2 separate regions of the Homo sapiens genome follow, and region 2 is linked to region 1. The links are chromatin loops, found by intact Hi-C in ENCODE. Cell type or tissue: B cell. All regions are shown on one strand. Each heading gives the region's core, and the rest is flanking DNA. Links, peaks and the distances in the headings are about the cores only. Region 1 holds the start of SUN2 (Sad1 and UNC84 domain containing 2). Region 2 holds the start of TOMM22 (translocase of outer mitochondrial membrane 22).

Region 1 (5,331 bases), core at 332-5,331:
CGACACCCTGGCTGCTGACTGATGCTGACAGCAGGGAGGGAGATGTGGAGCTGGCCTGGGTTGCAGGCAGGTGACTGGAGGCTCTTCCTTAACTCGTGTTCATAGGACGCTGAACACCCACCACGACCTGTCACTGTCCAGTGTCCATGGGGGAGGCAGACAGGCACACAGCACATTCCACCATCACGTGGGGTGTTAGAGGGGAGGCCCTGCTCTCTGGCAGCACAGAGAAGCCCACCTGACAGATGATGGGTCCAGGACAAACCAAGGGCCCAACCTCCTCCCGTCTCCCCGCAAAGATCATGGTGATAAAACCCCTTTGGGATGAAGTAGTTCAGAAGTCCTTTGCCCATGTGACCCTCATGCAAGAGAAAATGAAGGCCAGAGAGCCCCATTGACTTGTCCAAGGCCACAGAGCTCATTGGTGTGGCACACAGGACACTTATTATTATTCTGATTCCTTGGCTTGTGGCTTCATCACTCCAATCTCTTCCTCCATGGTCACATTGCCCTCTGCTCGTCTTCTCTGCCTCTCTTTGGTTTTTTGTTTGTTTTGAAACAGAGTCTTGCTCTGTCACCCAGGCTGGAGTGTGGTGGCTTGATCTTGGCTCACTGTGGCCTTGACTTCCCAGGCTCAAGCTATCCTCCCACCTCAGCCTCCTGAGTAGCTGGGATTACAGGTACACACCACCATGCCCAGCTAATTATTTTCTTTTTTTGTTTTTCTTTTTTAGAGATGGGTGGTGGGGGGGGGGGGTCTCACTAATTTGGCCAGGCTGGTCTCAAACTCCTGAGCTCAAGCAATCCACCTGCCTCAGCCTCTCAAAGTGCTGGGATTACAGGCGTGTGCCACAGTGCCCAGCCCCTATCTTTCTCTTAAAGGGTTACTTGTGTTACACTTAGGGCCCACCCTGATAATCTAGGATAATCTCATTTCAAAATCTTTAGTCACATCTGCAAAGTCTTTGCATGTAGATAACAGTCACAGATTCCAAGCATTAGTACCGAATTCCTGTAGCGACCATTATTCTGCCTGCTCCCAGCCCCCAGAGGATGCAGAGTTTAAGAGGGGCCTGCCTTCAGTCAGCCTGTGGGCATGAGCCTCACATATCCACTCAGCACATCCTGGGAGGGGACCTGGACTCCCCCCCGACCCCAGCAAGGCCAGACCCCCCTGTCTGCCAGGACCCCCGGAGAGGGGGAAGCAGGCTGTGCAATGGAGGAGGTAGGATGTGGCAACTCCATAGAAGTGGTTAGGACAGAATTCTGGAGTTGCGCATCCCAGAGATGAGGAGTCAGAGAGGCCCTTCCCCTACCTGGATGCTGCCCCTACGTCTGATTTGAATTCTCCTTTCATTGCTCCATCCAGCAGACACTCAGACCAGAGCCAGGCTCGGTACCAGGCTCTGGAGAGCTTGTCCATGTCCTCAAAGAGCTTGCAGTCTAAACCTAGGAGTGATAATGGCCAGCACCGTGGTCTCCAGGAGGGTGGAAGAGCAGGAGACTCTTCTCTTTCCAGAGCAGGCAATGGAGGCCCAGGAAAGGGGACTGTTCTTGTCTGGAGTTGGGCTGAAGCCGCTTTAGCATGAGGGTTTTGCCTTTCCTCAATCCTCCGACCCCACAGCCTTCCTGTTCCTGCCTCGGTGATTTTGTCATTCTTGTCTCGTTTCCTCTTGGTACTTTAAAAGTAAAATAACGACTGTTCATCTGCCCTTAGAAGGGCTGGCACAGAAAGAGATTCATCCCAAGCTGTGCACCTGCTCTATCTGTACAGTTGGCGGATGGGGAGCCAAGGAACAGGACCCCCGGAGTCAGGCAGCATTTTACTCAAACGCTGAGCACTCGTTCCAAGTCTGAGTAAGGTAGAAGAATGAGTGGCCAGCCCTGCCTTCCCACAGCTCAAGTGCAGCAAGCACCGTCCTTAAAACAGAAGAGCTGGCCGGGCGCGGTGGCTCATACCTGTAATCCTAGTACTTTGGGAAGCCGAGGCGGGAGAATCACTGGAGCTCAGGAGTTCGTGACCAGCCTAGGCAAACATAGTGAGATCTCGTCTCTATTTAAATAAAATAGAAAATCTGTTTAAAACAAACAAAAAATAGAAGAGCTGTCGTGAAACTTGGGTGCTCTGGGTAAAGCTTGGGAAGAGGCAGGGCCTCCCAGCATGTCTGGAATCCCCAAATTAGCAACCTGTTTCCTTGTCTGAAAAATGGGTGTAGAAATGGCCGGCTAAGAGGACAACGGCACTGGTGCCGGGTGTTGAGCAAGCCCTCGACAGCCTCACCGAGAGTGCACCAAGGGCCACCCGCGCGCTGCCGCTCCCAGGGCTCCCACCCTCCCCTCGGACGCCGGCCTGGTGAACCAGGCTGCAGGCGCGCGTGGGAGCGCTCAGAGCTGTCTCAGGTGTTCTGAGCCGCCAGATCGGGAGTCCAGTGCCCTGCTGAGCCCGAGCCCCAGCACAGGCTCCCGTCGCGTCCTCCCGCAGCCCGGGGTCCCCGCCCGCCCAGCGCCTCCCACGCGCGGACTCCTAGGCTGAGCGCGCAGGGCAGCGGGGCCCACGCGAGGGCGGGGCGAGCCGGGGCTTTGTGTTCAAACCGGCCAATGGGTGGCGGCGGTGGGCGGTGACGGCCGGCGGGGCCTGACCAATGGGCTGCGGCCTGTCAGCGTTGACTGACAGGCGCACACATACAGAGTCGGCCACACGCGCGCCGCCCGGCCCCACTCGCGCAGCGCGGGCCTCCGCCGGCCGCATTGTCCGCCCGCCCGCCTTGTCCCGCGTCGCCGCTCTTCGCGTGCCCGCGCGCCCCGGGCCCGGCCGCTGTGTCGCCCTGAGCGGAGCGCCGCCCGCGGGATCCCCACGCGGAAAGGGGGCGCGCCCCGGCGGCGGCCTGGCCTCGGACGCCCCCGGCCGGGCTAGAAGCCGCCGCGGCAGCAGGTGAGTGCGGGCGAGCTCAGGAGAGGGTTGGGGGGCCGCGGCCCGGCCTGACCCCGGGTCACCGTCGGGCCACTCGGGCGGGGCCGCGCCGCCAGGCCTGCTTCCTCCTCTCCGGGACGTGCTGGGCCGGATCCAGCCTCCACCCGGGTCCGCGGCCCGCGCCCTGACTCACCTCCTGGCCCCCGCCCCGCCTGCCGCGCCACTGGTCAGCCGGGAGGGCGGTGTCTGCGGGCGGGACTTCCCGGGCAGCCTCCCGGGAGGAGGAGGGCAAAGGCCGACTGCCCCAACCCGGCCCCGGGCAGCGCCTACGGGTTTTGTGCCAGACAGGCCGTTTCCAGGGACAGGCAGTTCCCAGCCTCTGCCTGTCAGAACTCAGGGCCTCAGAGGAAGGCCCGTTTTGTTCAGTTCTAAAACAAAACAAAACAAAGCAATGGGGGGCGCGGTGTGACTTAGAGAGCCAGGAGGCGCGCCTTTGGTGACAATTTCTGCAGGTTTGGCCTGTGGGAATGAGGGCAGAGGGAGTTAGCACCGGGCGTTTGGCAGGTCCCACAAGGGCGTGTGGCCTGGCTGTGCCCAGGGAGTGGAAATGTCACGAGGAAGATGCCCCAGATCTGGTTTAAGTCTGAAGATGGATGGAGATGTTTGTGATGGGGAAGGGCGGAATTGAGAAAGGAAGTCGCCCAGCTGAGAAGTGGGGAAGGATGCTTTCCGATGAGCGTTTCCTAACTGATTGTTAGGGAGGAGGTGGGGCGGGGGTGGTGTCTATTATGATTCGCAGTAGTAGATTTCAGCTCCCAGAGGCTCACTTCTTGTTTTGGAGAATGGGGCCTCGACCTTTTTCATCTTGTGAAACCCAGACTCAATGGTAAACTGTTTTGTGATGCCAGGATGCCGCAGGAAAGACTGAGAGGCATCTCTGGGAGTTCTGGGAGGGCGGAGGCGGGTGCTGACAGTTTTCAGCACTCCCCGCTCAACCTCCATCAGAATATTTAGTTCTTCCCAGCGGCAGCTTGGGTATGGTATAAACATGTTGCCTTGTTTCTGCCCTGGGCAAAGGTGTCACCTCCTTCAGCAGGACAGAGGCTAAGAGGAGTCCCTGTGTGGGCAGCTGGAGCCTTCAGGTAGGGACCGTACGGGCGGGGCAGGGAGGGGGGAGGGGAGATTACCTTATAAGGACAGGAATAGAGACAAGGACCCAGGCCAACTTCCTGCTTTTCCTACTACCAATCGGTCCCTTTTCCAACACCAGCTAAAAGTAGAGGGGATGCCAGATGGGCGTCTGACCTGGGAAGATGCCAACAAGGCCAGGACATGAGGCTGCTTGTTTTTCAGAGGAGGACTTTCTAGCTGGACTAACCAGACCTTCGGGTTTCTGCAGCCTGGGTTGGGAAGTGGACTTCTATACTCACCACACAACCCAGAGAACTGGTCATTTAAGTATCAACCAGGAATATTAGAAGTGATCAAAAGTCACAAGCAAGTGCTAGGAATTCCCAAGTGACTTTGTTGTACGGGCCAGCAGAGGCACTAACGTTGAGACTCCCCATGTTGGCAGTCGGGGACTTTGAATTCGGGTGTCTAGACCTGAGTGGTTCATTAATCTTCCTCATGTCACAGAATGCTACCTCTTGCCAGATCTTTGCACTTTGGCTTCCTTTGTCCTCATTATCAGTTCCAGAGCCTTGATTTCTGCCCCACATGGTGACCGGAACTGACTGTAATTCATGCTGCCCTCCTCCTCCCTATTTTGTTAGTTTGCTAACAAATATTTGTTGTGTAACAAGTTTGTATACAGCCTTGTTTTGCGCATGTGTGAGGCTAAAAAAGATTCTAGCTGAGGACACACAACTAGAATCTTCAATACATTCCTGAAACAACTGGAAAACTTTATGCCTGAGTAGAAAGACCCAGGCCCTACAGCCTGTCAGAGCTGAGCCCAAACCCTGGCTTTGGCACTTACAGGCTGGGGACTGTGGACAAGTTACCCATTGCCTCAGTGTCCAGGTTCTTCCCTTGTAGATGGGAGTAATGATACCTACCTTGCTTCTAATAATATAAATGAGGTATACAAGGAGCCCGGTCCCAGCAGACACTTACCATTTTATCATCATCTTACCAAGATGTGGCAGCACAGTGTGCACCGTGGGGACAGACAGTGCAAGCGCCATCAGGACGTAGGTGGGAGCCTGGCCAACTTGGTGAAACCCTGTCTCTATTATTAAAAGAAAAGAAAAGAAAAATCCTTTTGGCTGAGCGTGGTGGCTCATGCCTGTAATCCCAGCACTTTGGGAAGCCGAGGTGGACAGATCACCTGAGGTCAGGAGTTCGAGACCAGCCTGGCCAACATGGCGAAACCCCGTCTCTATTAAAAATACAAAAATTAGCCAGTCCCGGTGGCG
Region 2 (5,371 bases), core at 170-5,169, 74 kb after region 1:
TGGCCACTTTACACTACAGGTGTAATGCATTTTGTCTGTTTCACATTGTGTGCATGTCCTGCCCCAACAACTCCATTCTTTAAAAAAAAAAAAAAAAAACAGTCGTTAATGGTCAGGGGCACATCCCTCCCACTGGCATCGGTTCCTACCCCACAAGGGGAAAGTGAGATCTTCCAGTTAGGAGCAATTTGGTGAAAGGAGTCGGGTGACCAGAGCTGGAATAACCATCTGCATGGCTGCACTCTGGTATCAGAGTGGAGACAGAAGTAAGGATAGTGTGGAGGGCACAGTTGCAAGTTGAGTCTTTCCATGAGACAATGTGGGGATAATTCTCCCCACCAGGTTTAGATAGATCAATGTGCCAAAGTTAAAAAAAAAAAAAAATCCAAATTATCAGCAGTTCAAACACTTGAATTTCAAACTTATCCCACTGAGACAGCTCAAACAGCAATAACAATCTAGATCTTTCCAGGAAGTGAGGGTAGAGCCCCTGGCATTCCTCCTGAGAGCCCTGTGTTAGGTCCTAGAAGTATCTGGAAAAGAAAAGGAGGGGTGTAAGGCATCATACAGGCCTAGAGAGCTTATTCTCACCATACCTGATGGGGCCAACGTCTACAAAAATAATACTGAAAGCACAGTCAGACAACTAAAAGAGCATGGGCCCGATCCCAATCCCCACCCACACATTAACTGTTGGTCAACTCAGGTGCTACAACAGGAGCCCTCAACCCCTGGGCTGTGGACTGGCACTGGCCCATGGCCTGTTAGGAGCTGAGCCACACAGCAGTAGATCAGCAGCAGGCAAGTGAGAGAAGCTTCATCTGTGTTTACTGCTGTTCACCATCGCTCACATTACTGCCTGAGCTCCACCTCCTGTCAGATCAGCAGCAGTGTTAGATTCTCATAGGAACACAAACCCTTGTGAACAGTGCATGCGAGGGATCTAGGTTGCAAGCTCCTTATGAAAATCTAATGCCTGATGATCTGTCACTGTCTCCCATCACCCCCAGACAGGACTGTCTAGTTGCAGGAAAACAAGCTCAGGGCTCCCACTCATTCTACGTTATAGAATTATTTCATTATATATTACAATGTAATAATAGAAATTCAGTGCACAATAAATGTAATGCACTTGAATCATCCAGAACCCCCCCCCCGACCCCCGGCCACCCCCAACCCACCATCCATGTAAAAACTGTGTTCCATGAAACCAGTCCCTGGTGCCAAAAAGGTTGGGGACCAATGTGTTAGTGAAATAACTTGCGTCTCCACCACTGGCAAAAAGCCCAAGGTCTGGGCTCACCTGCCGCTGCTGCAGTTGCTGCTGTTGCTCCATTTGCAACTTCTCCGTCTCAAAGACAACGGGAAGAACCAGGATCATAAAGGAAGTGGTCCCAATCCACAAGGCTGCCCTGGAAAACCTGCAGAGGAAAATCCCCAGAGGGTGAGCATGAAGACATGCAAACAAAACAGGCAAGAACTACCCAGTAACCAAACCTCTCACATTACATACTCCAATGTTTTTGATAAACGTATTCTACCCGCTCCTTACACCATACTCCTACCAGAGACAGGAGGAGCAGCTATGGTAGCTGTATCATCTAGTGATGGCGGTTTAACATTCTCCTGAGTTCTTACAAAGCTCCTTATTCATTAATTATCTCCAACAATCTGAAATAACCCCCACAACTCCCCTGCCAGGTAAGAATCCCCATTTTACAGAAGAGGAAACTAAGAAAGGATAGGGTACAAGCCCAAGGTCACCCAACACGGGTCTGCTGCTTCCAAACCCCGTGTTCTTTCACAGCACCACGACCATCCCATGCACGTACCCAGTGCCTTTGCCCTCGTTCCTTACCTGTACATTTTCTGAGCCACAAAGAGGGAAAGATCAAAAGTGGCTCCGGCCGCGGACCGGACCCTCTCCGGAAACATCTCCGTCAGGCCCCATAGTCTCTCCGACAGGGTCTCATCTAGCTGTGGTGGAGTAGACGCGGGTCTTAGCCGAAAAAGCGACATCCATTCCTGGCCCCGCTGCGGCACTGGGAGCCGCCGAGCCCCACTGGAGCTAGGGCACCCAGGGCCCAGCAGGGCCCCTAACCCCGCCTCCCAAAGCAGCCGCTTCGCTCCGATCCCGTACCACGCGGATCCCACACCCACGAGCGGGCCCGCTTCCCGCTCTGCACCCCGCGAGGCCCTAGTACCTCCTCATCGTCGTCCTCCTCCAGCTCCTCCTCAGGCTTCTCCGCGTCGCCTTTCGGGAGCAATTCGTCCGGGGACTGGGGTTCCCCTGCACCGGCAGCAGCGACGGCGGCAGCCATGACTGTAGGGGACACCGGAAGCGGAAAGGAGGTGAGCGCAGCCGAACGGCGGACAGAGCTGCTTTTCCGGGAGCCGAGGCGCGAGCCGGGCGAGAGCGGCGCCCTCTAGCCCCGGGTCCTCCAGTGCCCGCAGCGGGTCCGGCAGCCCTGGCCTTATCCGGGCGTCGGGGCTTCGGCGGGCATTAGCAGCAGCTGAGAGGCCTGTGAGAGGTTCTGGGGCGCCACCGCAGTCATTCTGTTCAGCGGGTATAGGGTGAGCTCAGAAACTTGCTTGTTTTTCTTTTTTTCAAATGCGTTGTTTTAATTCCAGGTAATAGAGTTCAGGGGAGAACAAAGATCAAAGGGCTGACTCTGGCAAGATTCTGGGGGCTTGTTTTACTTTAAGTTCACAGCTAAGGTAGGAGTGGCTGAGTGAAAACAACTCAAGAGATGATGAGCCACTGTATTTTTTTTTTTAACAAAAGTTTATTCTTAAATTTACAACAGGCTCCAAGACAACACTTTATTCGAGCATAGGTGGCCAAAGATGTGGCCGGGAATAGAGATGTTTAAAGACGAATGGAGTCAGGCCCACCATCACCGCAGGCCCAAGGGACAGTGGAACAGGTCGCTTTTTGTAAGATTTTAGCTTTTTGTTGTTGTTGTTGTTGTTGGTTTTGTTTTGAGACGGAGTCTCGCTCTGTCGCCCAGACTGGATGGAGTGCAGTGGTGTGATCCCGGCTCACTGCAAGCTCCGCCTCCCAGGTTCAAGCGATTCTCCTGCCTCAGCATGCACCACCAACCACGCCCCGCTAATTTTTTGTATTTTTAGTAGAGACGGGGTTTCACCATTTGGCTAGGCTGGTTTTGAACTCCTGACCTCAAGTGATCTGCCCGCCTCGGCCTCCCAAAGTGCTGGCATTACAGGCATCAGCCACCGCACCTGGCCTATATATAGTTATATATTATATATAATATATATTTTATGTGTGTGTATATATATACGTATATATGTATATATATGTATATATGTGTATATATGTATATATGTGTATATAGGTATGTGTATATATGTATATATATACATACGTATACATATATACGTATTATGTATATATACATACACACATATACACACACACACACACACACACATACATATATATATAAAGACAGGGTTTCACTGTGTTGCCTAGGCTGGTCTTGAACTCCGAGACTCAAGCAATCCGACTGCCTCAGCCTCCCCAAGTCCTAGGATTACAGGCCTATGCCACTGCGCCCCACCTTGCCGGATTTCTTAATTCGGCCTGTGACCAGGGCCAAAGATTTATCTTCCTTGTCCATCTCCTTGGCCTGCTTCTTGGGCTGTTTTAGAGAGACACTGATCCAGTTTCGTTTTCCTGAGCCATGTTTTACTTGGTAGGAATAAATTAGTGTCTTGCAGGTCTTTTGGGAAAACATCAGGTAAATCTTCCCTATGTACCAAACAAAGGTAAGAGTTAACACCTAAATACCAGGTGCTCTGGTGCCTGTGGGTGTGGGTGGGTGCGGTGTGTCCTCCTTTAATCTTCACAGCAGCTCACTGGGGTAGGCACTGTTATCCCCATTTTAGAAATGAGGAAACTGAGGCATAGTACATAGATTTCTAGTAAGTAGGTGAGCTGGTCAGAAAGTATGCAGATATAAATTTTTGTTTGAGTTTGTGTGTTTGTTTTTGAGATGGAGTCTTGCTCTGTCGCCCAGGCTGGAGTGCAGTGGCATGATCTCAGCTCACTGCAACCTCCTGGGCTCAAGCGATTCTCCCGCCTCAGCCTCCCAAGTAGCTGGGACTACAGGTGTGTGCCACCATGCCTGGCTAACTTTTTGTATTTTTAGTAGAGATGGGATTTCACCATGTCGGCCAGGCTGGTCTAAAACTCGTGACCTCAGGTGATCCACCCGCCTTGGCTTCCCAAAGTGCTGGGATTACAGGTATGAGCCACTGCTCCCAGCCTCTATCAGATGCTTTCATAATAGTACAGTAAATGGAAATGTCCTTGTCCCACACCCTCCCCAGCATTAGGTGTTATCCATCTTTTTACTTTTTGCCTATATGATGGATGTAAGTGCTTCTTTTTAAAATGTGCCCCATGTTATTAAACAGGGTAATTTGATAAACACCTTTAGCCAACTGAACCTGGAATCAGAGACTCCCAGGATGGGAGAGTCCAAATCCTTCTGTGATGCATGAGGATGCAGTAATGAGCATTTGTCCTGTGTCTCACACTCCTTCCGATACAGTCCCCAGGCCTCCCTTTCATCTTTGGACAGGGCATCTCTATCAGACACTTTTTTGTGTTTGTTTGTTTGTTTTTTGTGATGGAGGCTGGAGTGCAGTGGCGCAATCTCGGCTCACTGCAACCTCTGCCTCCCGAGTTCAAGTGATTCTCCTGCCTCAGTCTCCTGAGTAGCTGGGATTACAGGCATGGCCCCGGCTATTTTTAATAGAGATGGGGTTTCGCCATGTTGTCCAGGCTGGTCTCGAACTCCTGACCTCAAGTGATCCAGCCTCCTTGACCACCCAACATGCTGGGATTACAGGCGTGAGTCTGGCCTATCAGACAGTTTTCATGTGACAAAAGGGTACTCCTGTATGATTCCATTATATAAAGTTCAAAAACAGGCAGAAACCAATCTATGATGAGAGGTCAGGACAGTGATTCCCTTGAAGGGGTTAATTTTGGAAAGGGGCAGGAGAGTAGCTTCTGGGATGCTATGGTTCTCTTAGGTCTGTGTTGATTTTGGGTAATTCATCAAGCTGTACACTTATGAACTATGCTTTTTTGCCTGTGTTAAAAAGGTTACTTTTTTAAAAAGAGCGGGGCTGGGTGCGGTGGCTAATGCCTGTAATTGCAGCACTTGGGGAGACTGAGGCGGGTGGATTACCTGAGGTCGGGAGTTCGAGACCAGCCTGGCTAACATGGTGAAACCCCCTGTCTACTAAAAATACAAAAATTAGCTAAGCGTGGTGGCAGGCGCCTATATTCCCAGCTACTCGGAAAGCTGAGGCAAGAGAATCCTTGAGCCTGGGA

The links. A loop is a pair of places that touch in the nucleus more often than their neighbours do. Peaks named below come from ENCODE experiments on the same cell type or tissue, not always from the same donor. Only the 100,000 strongest peaks of a DNase experiment are listed, where the experiment ranks them.
Region 2: it touches region 1 in a loop (8-fold over the local background); 3 of 110 quality-filtered maps call a loop at or near these places.

Annotation. Positions count from the first base shown.
Region 1 is chr22:38,753,364-38,758,694 of GRCh38, reverse strand. SUN2 (Sad1 and UNC84 domain containing 2) reads left to right here and starts at 2,697. Exons shown (of 18, transcript NM_015374.3): 1 at 2,697-2,932. RefSeq lists enhancers at 1,416-1,555, 3,814-3,883 and silencers at 2,314-2,863, 2,974-3,323. In B cell, for the core only: no CTCF peak of the experiment used is centred there; DNase peaks (open chromatin) are centred at 1,734, 2,624, 3,504, 4,064 and 1 weaker place; H3K4me3 peaks cover 3,750 bases; H3K27ac peaks cover 4,350 bases.
Region 2 is chr22:38,678,929-38,684,299 of GRCh38, reverse strand. TOMM22 (translocase of outer mitochondrial membrane 22) reads right to left here and starts at 2,343. Exons shown (of 4, transcript NM_020243.5): 1 at 2,205-2,343; 2 at 1,859-1,977; 3 at 1,304-1,421; 4 at 1-533. The coding sequence starts at 2,321. The coding sequence ends at 459. TOMM22-DT (TOMM22 divergent transcript) reads left to right here and starts at 2,444. Exons shown (of 2, transcript XR_007068097.1): 1 at 2,444-2,574. RefSeq lists silencers at 2,000-2,049, 2,440-2,509 and enhancers at 2,240-2,309, 1,356-2,555. In B cell, for the core only: a CTCF peak has its summit at 2,413; a DNase peak (open chromatin) is centred at 2,369; H3K4me3 peaks cover 1,468 bases; H3K27ac peaks cover 1,303 bases.